Linked DNA regions of Homo sapiens: region 1 is linked to region 2. A link is an interaction called in ENCODE POLR2A ChIA-PET data of the cell type or tissue named here. Cell type or tissue: PC-3. All regions are shown on one strand. Links, peaks and the distances in the headings refer to the core of each region. The heading gives the core; the rest is flanking DNA.

What was found. ChIA-PET counts read pairs that join two places held together with the same protein. Peaks named below come from ENCODE experiments on the same cell type or tissue, not always from the same donor. Only the 100,000 strongest peaks of a DNase experiment are listed, where the experiment ranks them.
Region 1: POLR2A ChIA-PET joins it to region 2 with 5 read pairs; 1 of 35 experiments calls an interaction of 5 or more read pairs at or near these places.

The regions. Positions count from the first base shown.
Region 1 is chr13:87,089,084-87,096,854 of GRCh38, reverse strand. No RefSeq gene overlaps it. Among named protein-coding and RNA genes, the nearest start is that of LINC00430, 180 kb to the right of the region's middle. In PC-3, for the core only: no CTCF peak of the experiment used is centred there; a DNase peak (open chromatin) is centred at 3,264; H3K27ac peaks cover 1,153 bases.
Region 2 is chr13:86,565,654-86,573,424 of GRCh38, reverse strand. No RefSeq gene overlaps it. Among named protein-coding and RNA genes, the nearest start is that of LINC00430, 340 kb to the left of the region's middle. In PC-3, for the core only: no CTCF peak of the experiment used is centred there; a DNase peak (open chromatin) is centred at 3,234; H3K27ac peaks cover 2,456 bases.

The DNA.
Region 1 (7,771 bases), core at 1,544-5,543, 520 kb before region 2:
TTGTGAGGTGAGCTTGAAATCAGAAGATATTTATGGAGTTTCTAAGCAAAACTGGGCTCAACACTCCCACCCAGTTGCTTGCTCTGCTGCTCTCTCTCAATACTAGAGGAAATTGAATCTTTGTGGATTTCTTCACAGGTATAGTGGAAACATCTCACATGTAGTTTTATCCTCTACATAGATAATTCAAATTATGTATATAAAAAAATGATCACAAGATTTATAATAAAGATAAATGTAGAGGGAGAATGAAGAAAAGAAAATAGGGAATGACCACATGGTGATTAAGTTAACTTATTGTCTTTGTTCTAACATTCCGCTATATGGTACTTTTTAAATTAATAGATCAATCGATCGATCAATAGATCAATAGACAGACACATATATACATACATACATACACACATACACATACACATATAGATACACACATAAAATCTTGCACAATGCAATGATGGGTATAAGTTGTGAACCAGGATTTTAATCCAATGCTGTGAACATACAATCTCTTAAAGAAATAAAAGTAAAAAAACAAGAAAGAAAAGGTCAAATTTTAGCTAACAAAATGTAACTGTGACATACTCCCTGAATAAATTTTCATCAAGTTACTGCTAGAAAACTATCATTTTTAATTCCAGGCTTCCCAAGCTACCTAGCATACACTGATAAATTATTGCTGTATTTTCAGATTGCTAACTATTTCTGTGGCATCAGGTTTGCCTGATTTATTATTTTTACAGGTTAACTTACCTCCAAGTTCTTGGGATAAAACTGCATATTAACGCTGTAGGACCAATAGGTCATATATATGCCTGCTATGCAGTGACACACCAATACACTGAGACAGAAGGATCTGCAGCAGAGAAAGAGTTTAATGATTGCAGGACACCTAGGGAAGAGATGGGAAGAGACCTTCAGATTCATTTCACCAAGGATTTCTGGGCCAAGATTTTTAAAATAGGATCATAGAGTGAAAGGGGCTGGAAAATTGAGTTCATTGATTGGTTAGGGTAAGGAGAATGAAATCACCCAGATTTTGAAACTTCACTATTAGGTCCGTCAGCTCCTACTGGGTCCTTCAGACCAGCTGGCATCAATGAGGTCCTTCAGATGAGCTGTTGTCCACAGAGTCCTTCAGACCAACTGACATCCGCAGTTTCACTGGTATGCAGGACGTGAAAGAATCTCTCAAAGGGGAAACTTAATGTTTCATAAAGTTCACATTGTTATCTACAGAACAGTTAAGAAGAACTATACTCTTATGATAGGGTCTGCATGATTCTGAGGCAATAGGCACTGAACGACTAACTATGAGAGACTGAGTTAGAAAGTAAGCTGACCTAATGATCAATTTGCTGAATGTGCTACAAGCTTGGTTTATTTTGGTTTCTCCCCCTTCCTTCTTTCCTGGTTAATAGTTAATTTTATAAAGTTTATAAGGATAGTTTTATTAATACTCCCAGATACTCTTCCAAAATAGATCAGTTAAAAGAACTAGTCAGTAATACAAAGAGAGAGAGAGAAAAAATGAGGTTGGAGAAACAAATAATGTCACTGTCAGTTTTCTGTAGCCAGATGTGAAGATATATGAGATATATGGCTTACCTCATTCTGCAGGCAGGAATATTTCTACTGAGAATATTCATGCATCAGACTATCAGGATTTATTATTAAAATTTTCTCCTTATTTAGATTTTATGACTATCAATCAATTATTGAAAAATGTGTCAACATCTAAAGGAAATCCATCCTCAGTGGAGAAAATATATTATTCAGATGAGAAGAGTAAGTTGCCTTCTCATTGCAAAATAATAAATTGACATTTGAACTAACTGGCATCTGAGGGCTCTGTAAGTTATTCCTGAGAAACAGATTAATTTCCAGTGTGCTGGTAAAAGCTCTTTCTGCCCCAACTCTTCTTACGAAACTGGAGACATTTTTGCTAGAGTAAAGTTGTCCTGTGACACTTCTTGGTCGACAGCCAACTTATTTCTCCTGATGACACTTCAACTTCCCCTGCTCGTCCTATTCACACTTCAACAGGTTCTACTTGATTGAAGTACCCCCTCAAGCCTGCACAAATGGAGATAACTCTCTTAATTAGACTTCTCAGCATGTGCCTGAAAACCTTCTGTGAAGTCACCAATCACAAACCTGCAAAGAAAAACAGAATCAGAGAATGCCTGCTAGTAACTTTCTGAGACCCCTCTCAACTTCCCTGCCTCCTGTCTTCTTTTAGTTTGCCTGTCTGGCTAGTCTATGTAATTTTAAACTCAAATCTTGTCTCATCTTAGACTTAATAAAAGCAGTCTCAGACAAGCACATATGAAGTAGTAAGGACTGCATTTTTGCTTTCAAGTGTAACTCCAACATTTGCTAGCACTCCAATTAGCAGAAAATTTTGTTACTTATAAATTGTTTTTCAAGTACATAAAAAAATCACTCAACATTTGGAGTGAATTGGTCAAACTCTACTCCTCTATGTTATAACAAACGTCTTAACATATAAGAAAACAATTATTTTTACTAATTAAATTCATGAGGACTTTTTAAGGGGTAAGTATATAGATAAATTGATGTAAAACTTTTTGTGCCCATATCTGTATGTTACTGAAAAATATTACTAGTCCATCATGTTGATATGGCATAAACATTTAGGGTAACACATGTTTTATTTTAAAAGAAAGTAATGTGTATATGTTTAAAAAATCCTCAGTATTTATGGACTCTGTATTTGCAAATATGCCAGTTTTACAAGTTTAACATTTATGTGTAACCCCAAAATCAACACACCTGGTGCTTTTACCATCATTCATGGATATGCGGACAGCACTGAACAATTTTAGTCACCTGACACACAGTTCCCAGCTGAAGCTAAACAAGGCAGTGCTCTACCTTTTTGTTTTAGTCCTCATACTGTAAACAAGGGTCCTTTTAAAGTACATTTAGGATTACATTTTTTTGCATTTTTGTGCTTTTTGTTGGTGATTTTCCTGTTTAAAGTGGACTCTGAGTATAGTACTGAAGTGTAATCTACTTTTCCTAAGCTCAGAATGGCTGTGATATGCCTTAAGGGGAAATGTTTTTGTTAAATAAGCTACATTGAGGTATGAGATATAATGCTTTTGGCCAGTTCTATGTTAATGAATCACCAATATTTATTAAATAAGATGCCTTTTAAAAGAAATGCACATTAAACAAGGTTATGCATTCATTGGTTGACAAAGGTGTTGTCATGGGTGTCTCACAGGACCCTTAACCTCTATTCCAGCCACAAGCACTCTTCAGTATTTACTCCTTCAGTGCTCAGCCAAATTTATAGAACATAACTACTGGGAATAACTTGAATCATCTGTAAACACACACATGACTCGAGCTGAATACGGTTTACTTTAATTAGACAGATTTTATTCATATTAATATGTTTTGTTTCCATTCACTAAGTACTTTATCTTCTATTTTCTAAATACATTTAGAAATTATTCGCAGAATTTAACTAATTAACAATAGATCATTTAATCAATATAAAGTAGACGGAAATAAAATATAGCAATATAATACAGCAATGTAAACTACTTCTTCTAGAACTTGTTTATGGATGGTTTTCCAATTACAGAGAACCTGCCCCTTCTTAGCTTTGTAAATTTATTCCCTCTGGCCACAGCTGATTGTACCAAGAGAAAAAAAAAATCTCACTCAAGAAAGACAAAAAAGGAAACGATACATAGAATGAAGCAAAATAACATGGATGCTGAAGCACTAAAATGAGTGTTTGAATTTGGCTGTTATCTCTAAAGCAACCTTCAATTTAGAGACAAACTGAGTAAGACTAACCTTATGACACTCCTCATACGTAGATTATGTGATATTTTTCTACACATTTACAATAAACTACAATTTTAGTTATTCTAATGTATACAGATTTATATTCTATCAAAAATTTTGGTTCTGCACCAGACATCTTTAGATTTAAAATAGTCTTAACAAGATTTGGGTATTACACGATGTGATATTTAAAGTATAATAAAATTGATTATGAATTTGTTATTTAAGAATTTTAAAAACATAATATTTTTGATCATTTGGTCTTCAGAAAAAGCAAAAAAATGAAATAATTTTAAAAGAAGATAAAAAATAACATTTGTATGCAGCTTGAATTATTTTACTATTTACTATCAGATTATGTGCTGTCAGATACTATCTGAGCATCAGCATCTCAAATATGAAATGAAAGAGGAAATGAATTGCCTACTTACATCAAAATATTGATGTTGCCTGTAATTAAATAGGAGCAGTACGATATAATTGCATGATTTTGAAAGCATTTATTTGGTATTCCCAGTAGCTTCCCTTTGAATATGTAACTTACTGTAATTGATTAGAAACTGAGTTGTTCATACATTCATCTTACTTACCTTAGAAAGGTAATTGTTGGTAGTGGAAAGAAAATAGACATAGGCTAGTGCAATTAGGAGTTTAATAAATGGACATCTGACCCTGGCAAGTTATTTCCACTCTGATTCAGAATTCTTGTTTCTATGATGTACCAAATAGAGCTAATTCTTATTATATACACACCTTTCATCTATTTTAATAAATTCCCTCTCCAATTTTCAGCTGGACAAATTTAATGTATTGTAAATAAATACATATTTATAATCTCTTATTTTAAGAGGGATCATTATAATAATAAGTTCAGGCTAATAATATATAAGTAGAAGTATTTTGTTACAGTTTAAACTTTATAAAAATTTCAGTACAATACTTTCTCATTCATACTTTCTCCTTGTTTCTGTCTGAAATTAGAAACTAGACCACAGGGTCTCTAGTAGATTCAGAGTTGTGCTTTCAGAGCCACTCGTCAAGGAAGAAGGAGTTATCCTTCCACCTTAGAGTATTGCTCTCTTGGGAGGACGTAAGTCATCTTGACCAAGATCCCACCACGTTTTCATAGCACCCTGCATTTAGTGAGCGATTAATGTGGGTAGAAAGCCCCAGCCTCTTGATCCAACACTGGACAACTCTGAAAAGCTATTATAGCTACAGAGCTCCCTGTACTGTGAGAAGAGACCTTGTTGTAACAGCTTTGCAGCCAGATTTATCCTCTGTTCAGTGCTGCTTCCTCTCCTTCCTACTAAGACATATATCCTAAGAGTAAATGCTAATAAATTTCTTTCACACCCATCTTTAATTCCGAGTTGATTCCAGGAAAACCCAACTGGCAAGATGTTAACTGTCAGAATGATGTCACCCATCAAGCTCAAGAAATGGAACCTAAGTTGCTAAGAACTTTATGTGGTAGAAATGTTATAGCAGTCCTGGAAGAAAAATAAAATGTATCTTGTTTACATCTTTTTATTATAAAGCTCTATTATTCACAAGCAAACATAATCTGAAAAAGTTAATAATCATTCAACATTGTTTTAAAATATTTCAAAGACTAGCATTTCCAGCTTACATGATATAGTGTTTGGGGTGGATATAGAAAATGATCAGTGAAAATTCCCATTCTTATATCTCTCTATTCTTTCTTTTATTGCTGTCCATTGAATAATTTTTGGAATATTGATTGTAATTTTAATATATCTAATTTTGTAATAAACCTGAGTAATTTAAGGGATTCAATTTTTCTTTACCTGAAATCATATTTATCATTTTTATAAATATAAAGCAAATATATTTGTGAATAGTTTTTATTAAAATTTAGAAAAATGGACTAACTTGATTTTTAAACCAATAAGTTAAATATAAATAATATGAACTGTAAGTTTAAATAACTTGATTTTAAACCATCCCTCTGTCACTTATTAATTGTGTGACTTTGGACATACTGCATGAACTACAAATCTATACTTCTTCACCTATAAGAGTAGTAAGAAAGTTACCTTCCATTAAGGTGTTGTTGTGACTATTGAGGTAGATCCAATATATAGACCTCATATATATACTTATATATACTTCATATAAAAAAGCTGTTAATTGTCACTATTTTAATGTCATCCCATTCTCAACTTTACTGATTGGTACTAATTTGTGGGATACAAAAAATTATTTTCTAATCAAAATTTTAACAACTCTTCCCAACTTTAGAACTTTTGCCAAACATATATTATTGTATATTCTTGTGATTTTGTATGCTTAACATGTGTTGAATCCATCATTAAGCTTTCAAAGAATGGTCTGATTACTACATTTAAGAGCATCAATTCCATATCTAATTTCCCAAATTACTGTCTTAAAATATTACTTGTTTCTTAAAGACTCTTTCTCTATTAATGAACTTTCAGGGAATCAAACTAAGAAAAAAAAAAGGCTCAGTGTTAAAAAGTTAAAAGACCAGAACTGGTAAAGCAATGGAAATATCATTATGATTGAAATAGGTCGGTTTATTGAGACTAATTGCTTTTTAAAAGTTAATACAAGATATGTACACATTTAAAATTAGATGCAGATGTATTTTTAAACCTGTGTATTCCAGACAAGAAAGAAAATACATTGAGCAATGAGTTGGCCAACGTTTAAAAACAGGACAGCCACATCCTCAGAGCTGGAAGGCACTCTGATCCATAATCGTGTATTTGATCTCAGTGTTGAAAAAAATAAGTTTATTTGAAGGTTTTTTCCTTCTCATTTCATATTCCTGCCTTTTAAAAAATTGCATTGAATGATACTGATATTGCATAAAGCAGATAGCAACAAGAAAAGAGTGTAAAATAATAGTTTTGGCTATTCTTAGTGATCTGATCATTGTCTGACTTTGAAATAGTTTAGTGTCAAATTTAATTGTTTTTCTGTGTTAATGCATGTATCTTTTAGGGAAGTCAAGCGATAGAAACCATACAACAATTTGACAGAGAAAAGTTAACATGTAAATAATAACTACAGGTTAAATGTGAATTATTAAAAGAACACTAATGAATAAAAGAATATCAAATATAGGGAAGAACCACTCTCTTGAGGGCTGAAACAGAGGAAACAAAGAAAAACAAATGAAAAAGCTCCTTCAATTCCAATCAGAACCCGAATTTCAGACTGTGTTGAAGAGTTTTTGGCCTTGAGTTACTGGATGGGAAAGTCATGGAGGTACCATAAGTTAGGACAACCAAGCAGTGAACAATCCTCTGTTGTGCTGATTAAATTAACTGAAAACCTTGTGCAGAGATGCTTAGGAAAGCCTAAGGACATTGTTGGAATTCTGCTTTCTGACTTACCATGCAACTTGCCATGAACTCAGGGAAACTCACTGGGAAGCCGTTTCCTGAGGAGATGTTGAAACAGGATGGGGGTGAGTGACTATGAACATTCTCCATATCGAAGTCATGACAGATGAGAAAAGGGAACGCAAGCACAATGGAATGAAGGAGAGAAGCCACTTTCTCCTTCAAGGAACCTCCAATACCTTCTACCTGTAAATTTTAAGATTGTGCGAGGCATCATGGGAAAAATGTTTAGAGAGCCAAACTATATTATTGCACTGCAAGCAATGAAATATGAATGTGGAGTTCTAATTCAATAAATTGATAACCAGCACAGTCCAATGATATGAAATATGATATGCTTGAAATTAAAACAAAGTGTGACATTAAAATACCTCTGCAAATAAATTACTCTTTTTCATTTTAATGTTACCTTTGTCCACTGATTAGTATATTGGTTATTAGGATATTAGTTATATTAGTATATTAGCATAACATCAGATAGAGATCCTCTTGAATTTCATGATTGACCATCCTAAGAACTGCTTGCTAAAATTTAGAGCTCATTATGTTTG
Region 2 (7,771 bases), core at 1,706-5,705:
GAAGAGAAGAAAGAAAAGAAAGAGGGGTAGAAAGAATGAAAAATGGCAGAAAGCTATTTTTTCAGAAGAGCCAATTAATTCATGTTGAATGAAAGACTGAAAACCCACCATTTTGCAAATTACAATGCAATAACTAATTAGTGTATTAATTATAAATGGAAGCTAATGGCATAAATGGAAAGATACTGAGGCATAGCTTATTCACAGTGTTTAAAAGTATCAATGCATTAATTATTTTCCAATAACAGAGAAAAAATATACATACAAAATAAGGAGCTAAGACACAGTTTATGCAACATATAGAAAATTAGACACCGTCTGAATACAAACTGTCATCATGTGTCTGCTGATTTGAGGCAGTAAGAATTATACAACTTCATTATTAGTCACTGCTATTAAAGGTGTATAAAAAGACTCGGATCATAAGAAAACATTCAGATAATTCTAAAATGTGGGACATTCTATAAAAAATAATGCCAATGAATCAATGATATAAAGACAGACAAACAGAAATTCCCAAGGGTCAAAGGGGATCAAAGAGATATAGGAAACACAATGGCAACTTCCATTATTTCTTGAATAGGGAAACATAATTGTTGTATTTCTCTGTGTGTGTTGCATTTTTGGAACTATTATGAACCTTTGTGTATGGATTGTATATTAATTACACAACATTATCATTATAGAACTATACTTGATTTTCAGTTATAATGTTAATGGTATTATTTTATGATATCTATGCAGATGTATTCATGGTTGAAGTGTCAAAATATCTGCAACTTATTTTCGAACACTCAGAAAAAAATAGAACATTTGGAGAAAAACAAGAAGAGAGAGAAAAAGAGAAATTTTATCTTCTGAAGATAGCTTCTGTGACACAGTTTTTGAAATTTCCTCAAGTTTCTTCAACTCCTCTCCAAACGAAAACAAGTTAAACAACTATAGTAAAAAATATTGTAAAACATACATTTATAACAAAATTAAGCAAGTAAGTATCCCCAGTGCACTCCAAATGATGCAAACATGTGGGTCAAACCACTAAAAGCAATCAGAACCCTAGGTTATTATCAACGGTTCAGCAGAAACAGGAAGGAAGGCAAAGTGACTCATGATAGCCTCACAAATCTACAACAAAGAGTTACCATGTAATTTGAGAGACCATTGCTCCTTCTAGTAAGCATGGAAAGCCAAGCTGAGAATAGCTGCTCCAATAAAGAGAGGCTTCATCTTCAAGGACAGGGCACAATTACAGTGGGAAATATGTGAAACTTCTGGATCCTATGAACTCTCAAACTTTCTGAAGGTCACTTCCATTTGAAAGCTATACATTGAGGAGAACTTGTTAGGAGTAGAACCTGAATTCAGCAGGATAAGGCTGAAGTGAAAAATATGTATATATAACAGCAGTTTTCAGACACTGGATAGCAGACATCATAGAAAAGTAATTCCTGATAAAAGTGAAAATAAACAAGATGAGCCCTCCTGTTCACCAAGCTCACAACCTAGAGGTGATTAATACGTTTCAGGACAGGGAAGAAGAAAGCAGGTTCAGCTCAGTGACTTATAGAGACCGAGTTCGGTGTTTCGAGAGGCAAAGGTGTCTAGAGATTACAGACAAAGAACAAATAACAGAGCTGTAAGAGAAAGTTCTGTAGAGAGTTTCAGAGGATGCCCCATGAATCTCTATCTGAGTAGTAATTAGCACATGGGTATAAGGAACATTGCCAAGGCCGGGAAAGGAGCCACCCAAATGAAGTAGGTGAATCAACTCCTGGCGCTCTCACAGAAATAGAATATTTTTACCATGCCAGGTGAAAATAAATACACAATACAACGAACTTCAAGTAAATAATCAGAAGAGTATTACCTCAACAGTGGAACAGAATTATTAGTAAACTGAAGGCTGTTGTGTTGTTGGAATCCTGCCTAGCAAACCTGTGATACAATCCTGCCACAATCAAAGATTTTCCAGTAACTTGACCATGTTAAAGGACAGTGCTCAAGTTCTCCCAATGAGACATAGGAATGTGAATAGCCCTAGTTGTTGCTGTTTTAGTTAAATTTGTAGTTAACTTCCTCTAATGAGGAAACCACCAGATCTGGGTATCTTTACTGGTAAATTCTAGTAAGTATTTAAAAAGGACATAGCACCAAACACACACCCACATAAACTGTCACACACTCTTATGCAGTTTATACCAAATATTCATTCCTTACTAAAATTCATTTTTGTTATTAGCAACATTAGCAGAGGCAGACCACCAAATCTGGGATTTCTCCATGGTTCTGACTTCTATTATTTCACTTTTTTTTTTTCAATTCTCTCTCTACTTCGTCCCCCTTGTAGAAGATATCCAATTTGTCTTCTTGTTTCTTGCTGGTGTTTATTCGTTTTTGTTAGTTTGTTGCCTTGTCTAATATTGCTAATCATTCTTATTGGTTTGATCATACCTTTATAAAATTTACCCTCCTTTCCTATCTGCTTATCAGATTTTTCCACCAAACAAATGCAAGAGTTTACTTAAATATAAAAAATTCACCTCAACTACATGCCTTGCTAAAATTATAAAACCGACAGTGTGGAAAGGAGAAGCAGAAAGAGATAGTAAGATACAGAGAGATATTAACTGAAAGTATTGCCTCTTTATTTTAGCATACCATAGGCGTATGACATGAATTTTCATCAATAACATCTTCGACTTGTATAATAATATTGTATTATATTATAAACTCTAAAATAAATGGGTACATCTAAACCTGAATATTTTTATATTATAATACAGTAAAATAGTCATTTTACTGTATTATTTTACTGACTATTTTACTGTATTATAATATAAAAATATTCAGGTTTAGATGTACTCATTTATTTTAGAGTTTTATTAACTTGGTGGATTCTGAATTTTTGATATTCTTTAAAGTAGCAATTGTTGAAAATATAGACTATTCTCATTGTTACTTACTTATTGATTAAAGAAGAAACTGTGGGTTTTGGGATAAGTCAAATTCTCCTGTCTATTTATTCGGAACATCATTCTTTTCTTAATTATACAGGTCATAACTCTTGTATTTCTCCTAAGGTTGTGTTTTGCTTTAGTGAATAAACAATTATAATTGTATTCTGTGATAAATGTTAGAACTATGAAAAAAAATGATGAGACAAGACTTCCCAAACTACTGAGGCTTGTAAAATTAACTCTGGGAATTTTTGGTTTGCTAACTCATGACAACTCCAGATGACCAATGTGTCAAATAATGGTGATGCTTAGATCCCTGGAGTCATATGTTTAACAAACAAAAATATGTAATCAGATCTCTAATGTACTGATTTATACTGTTTGTTTTATCTGATTGCCTGTGTAGTTTAACATTATTAAATGATGTTTTTTATTTATTTTTGAATGTTAAATTTAAAATAAAATTTCTGATTACATGAATAGTACAAAAAATATGTATTTGAAATGTGACAATATCTTTAAGTTCTACAAATAATAAAACATATGGTAGTCAGAAATTACACATCTTTAAAAAATAGTAGATATTTTAACCAAAATCAAAAAATAATTTTTTTAAAAAATTAGCCAGGTGTGTTGGCGTGCACGTGTGGTCCTATCTACTTGGGAGGCAGAGGTGGGAGAATCACTTGAACCTGGGAGGTCAAGCATGCAGTGAGCCACGGTCATGCCACTGCATTCCAGTCTCTCTGACAGAGTGAGACCCTGTCTCAAAACAAAACAAAACAAAAACCCCACCATCTTGATTCATTTTTATTTAATAATTATTAAGTGTCTTTATGCAATTTCATGATTGTGCAAACATCATAGAGAATACTTACATAAACCATGATGGTGTGGCCTACTGTATGGTATAGGCTATTGCTCCTAGAATAAAAACCTATACAAAGTGTTATTACACTGAATACTGTAGGTAATGGTAGCACCATGGTAAGAATTGTATATTTATATATATCTAAACAAAAAAAGTACAGTAAAAATATAATATGAGAGATAAAAAATGGTACACCTGTATAGGTCACTTATCATGAATTAAATTTGCAGGAATGAAAATTGCTCTGGGTGACCCAATGAATGAGTGGTAAGTGTGCAGGCCAAAAGCATGACTGTACACTACTGTCAACTATGTAAACCCTGCACTCTTAAGCTACACAAACTTACTTTTAAAAATGTCTTTAATAATATGTTGAACTTAGCTTACTGTAACTTTTTTATTTTATAAAATTTTTAACTTTTTGACATTTTGTAATAATACTTAGCTTAAAAAACACACGTATTTACATCTGTACAAAATATTTTTTATATTCTTACTTCTAAAAATGCTTTTATTTTTAATATTTTAATTATTTTTTACTGTTTAATCTTTTTTGTTAAAAACCTAGACACAAGTATATACATTATCCTAGGCCTATACCAGGTCAGAATTATCAAGATGTCACTAGGCAGTAGGAATTGTTGAGCGTCATTATGTTCTTCTGGGGTGACTGTCATATATGGAGTTCGTTGTTGACTGACATGTTGTTATGCAGTGCATGACTGTATTTATATTATTCCCTGTTTCTGTTGAAGGAAAGATAAACATAATTACATAGGAATAATAACCAAGACATATTCCATTACATGAAGAAATTAATACTACTTTGATATTGCATATAAAACAAGAGACAAATAAATGTGTAGACAAGCCAGTTTCCTTGATTATAAAACACATAGCAAGTTTTGCTTTATTTAAAATATTAATAAAAGTTTAAACAAGGAAGATGCATGAAAATGTCTTAAACTATAAGCAGGAAATACATATAAATTATAGCAATATATAATGTATATTTGTCACTGCATTAGATTTCAAAGCCAGAGAGTAAACATAATGAAAAATGTGTAAGGTGATCTAAGTGTACCTACATGTAGTATGTTTTCACTAGGTATTTCAAATAATTTGACAAAAGCTTAAGTCATCCCAGTCAAAGAAAAAGACAAATCTTCTAAGATTCCACTAATATGAAGTTTCTAAAGAAGCAAAACCATAAAGACAGAAAGTGGAAAGGTGGTTACCAAGGGAGGGGGAGAGGGTGGATTGAGTATTAGTATTTAATCGTTATACAGTTTCATTTCTAGAAGTCTGTTGCACAACTACATGAATATGCTTATTGATATACTTAACAACTCTGAAATGTACACTTAAAAGAGGTTCATATGGTAAATTTATTGTTTTATCATGATTTCTTAAAATACATTAAAATTTAAGGGTAAGATACAATCTGGGAAAAGTATTTTTAATGTGCTTACCTGACGAACAATTTATATAAAGAATATACAAAAATTCTGCAAATCAATAACCAAAGCCCAAAGATAAAATCTAGAAAAATCCTGGCAGTTTCTCAGAGTAGAGGAGATGGAGTTCCACTCAAACTCAACTTCTAGAGATGAAAACTATAATAGGACAATCAGATGGAAAATATGCAGGAACGAATGATGGTAGAAAAGACATTGAAGAGGAAAAGAATAGAGGACTTGAAGATGCAGCAATGGAAACTATCCAAAGTGAAACAAAAGGGGGAAAATACTAAAAATAGAAATCAGTGACAAAGAGAGAACTTCAAGCAGCCTAATAATAATGTTTCCATAAAGGTGGAGGTGTACAAAAAAAATCTGAAGCTATAGTCGTCCAAAATTTTCCAAATTTCATTATAACTGTAGATACAAAAATTTAAGAAGCACGACCAATCCCATGTACGAGAATCATAAAGGGAACTGTAACAAAACACGTCTTAACCAAATTGCTTAAAACAAGTAAAAATAGAATGTCTGTCAAAAATGGAGAAAGAAAAACACATTCAAGGAAGATGAAAAAAGTTAAATGTAAGAGCAGATTTCTGGTTAGAAATAACACAAAATAGGAAACTATTGATTAATATCTTTAAAATATAAAAAGAAAGCAATCATACTAAAATCCTTATGCAGCAAAAAATATATTTGAAAGACAAAGTTTAAATAAAGACATTTTCAGACACATAAAACATGAGAGATTGATTGAGTCTGTCATGCAAGCCGGAAGCCAGGGGCTATATGGCTCCACCTGGCGGTTCTGGAGTCTTAGTCCACAGGTACTGGTCTGGAATATCGGGCCATGGGGTCAGCTTGGTACTGAGTTTTACTGTGGTGGGCCCAGTGTCTGGGACCAAGCAAAGTCCTGTGTTCACTTCCCCCTGCTTTCCCCAGGCAGTCAGTATTTTTCTCTGGGCTTGCTGCCTGGGATTGGGGACAGGCCATGTAAAACTGCCCTTCCTTCCTTCTTCAATGATTCTTTTCTTCTTATTTTTCCACAACCAGGTACTGTGATCTCTCACCTGGTTTCTTTAGCTCTTGTGAAGATACTTGTGTATGTGGATAGTTTTCCAAATTGATATTTCTGTGGGGTGAGGGTGGCATGGACCTCATATTAAGCTTAATGAAAAGAATGCAGAGGTGTCTATATGAAAATTGGTGCCTATATGAAAATTAGTGTCTTAGTCCCTTCCTGCTGCCATATTGAAATGCCTTAGATTGAATAATATATAAATAATAGAAATTTCTCACAGTTCTGAAACAGGGAACTTCAAGACCAAGACTCCAGCATATTCAGTGTCTTGTGAAAGTACACTATGCTTCAAAGATGGCACCTTGTTGCGGCATCGTCAGAAAGCAAAGTGTAGGTGCCTCATGTAACAGAAAGGCAAAAAGGGACAGAGGACCTAGCTATTTCCTCTAATGCTTTTACAAGGTGCTAATCCCATCAATGAAGGCAGAGCCCTCATGGTCTTATCACCTCTTAAAGGCACCATCTCTTTATACTGATGCATTTGGGGTTAAGTTTTAATATAAATTTTGGAGCGGACACGTTTAAAACCATAAAGAAGCCTCAAAGATGTTTAAATATATATCAAGTTGACTGCTATATGTGTTGAAAAAGTCTGAGAACTTTATAGAAGTCACTAAATAACTGGGGAGTCATCCTGCTTCTTTACACTTTTGAGGCTAGCTTGTTTTATATATTTAAAATATTAATTTAATTTAGAAATTAATTCCAGAGAATGTCTTCTCACTCATTTCTATGGAGTTTTGATAAGAATTCCCTTAAATTAAGTAGCCAAGGACAGCTAAGGCTATACTGAATAAAGTATAAAATGTGAATTTTCTTTTTTTAGAAGAGAATGAGCATATCATAAATTATTACTAAAATTTGTTCACATTACAGTAATATAAAATTGGCATTAAAATTTTTTTATAAAAATATTTTATGTGTGGTTACAACTGAAAGATATTTTAAGAATATTCTTTCCTAACTCAGCAAAAATCATCTAATTGTAAATTTAATAGCATCTCATAAATTTGAGTCTAACATTATAAATTTATTAATTATATTTATTTAATTTTAATAGTTTATATTTCATAGAGTTAAAGAAATATGTGTATGTGTCTGTGTTTGTGTGTGTATTTTTTTTTCATTTTATTCCATTGTATTCTAATTTGACCCCCAAAAAGAAGTCCTTTGCTAGGAAACAAGTTGTCCAATGTATTTATTTCAATTAAATGCATGATGCCTCACATGGGAAGCATAAATTAACCTAAATCTTAAACATGGCATACAATACTGTGTAAAAAGGCTGAGTTTCAAGAAGAAGAACACTAGTAAAATATAAAGTTTTATAAAATGTAATAAGACAACTTTGAATCATATATTGGAATTTTTAGTAAAGAAAATAATTTCAAATTTATGT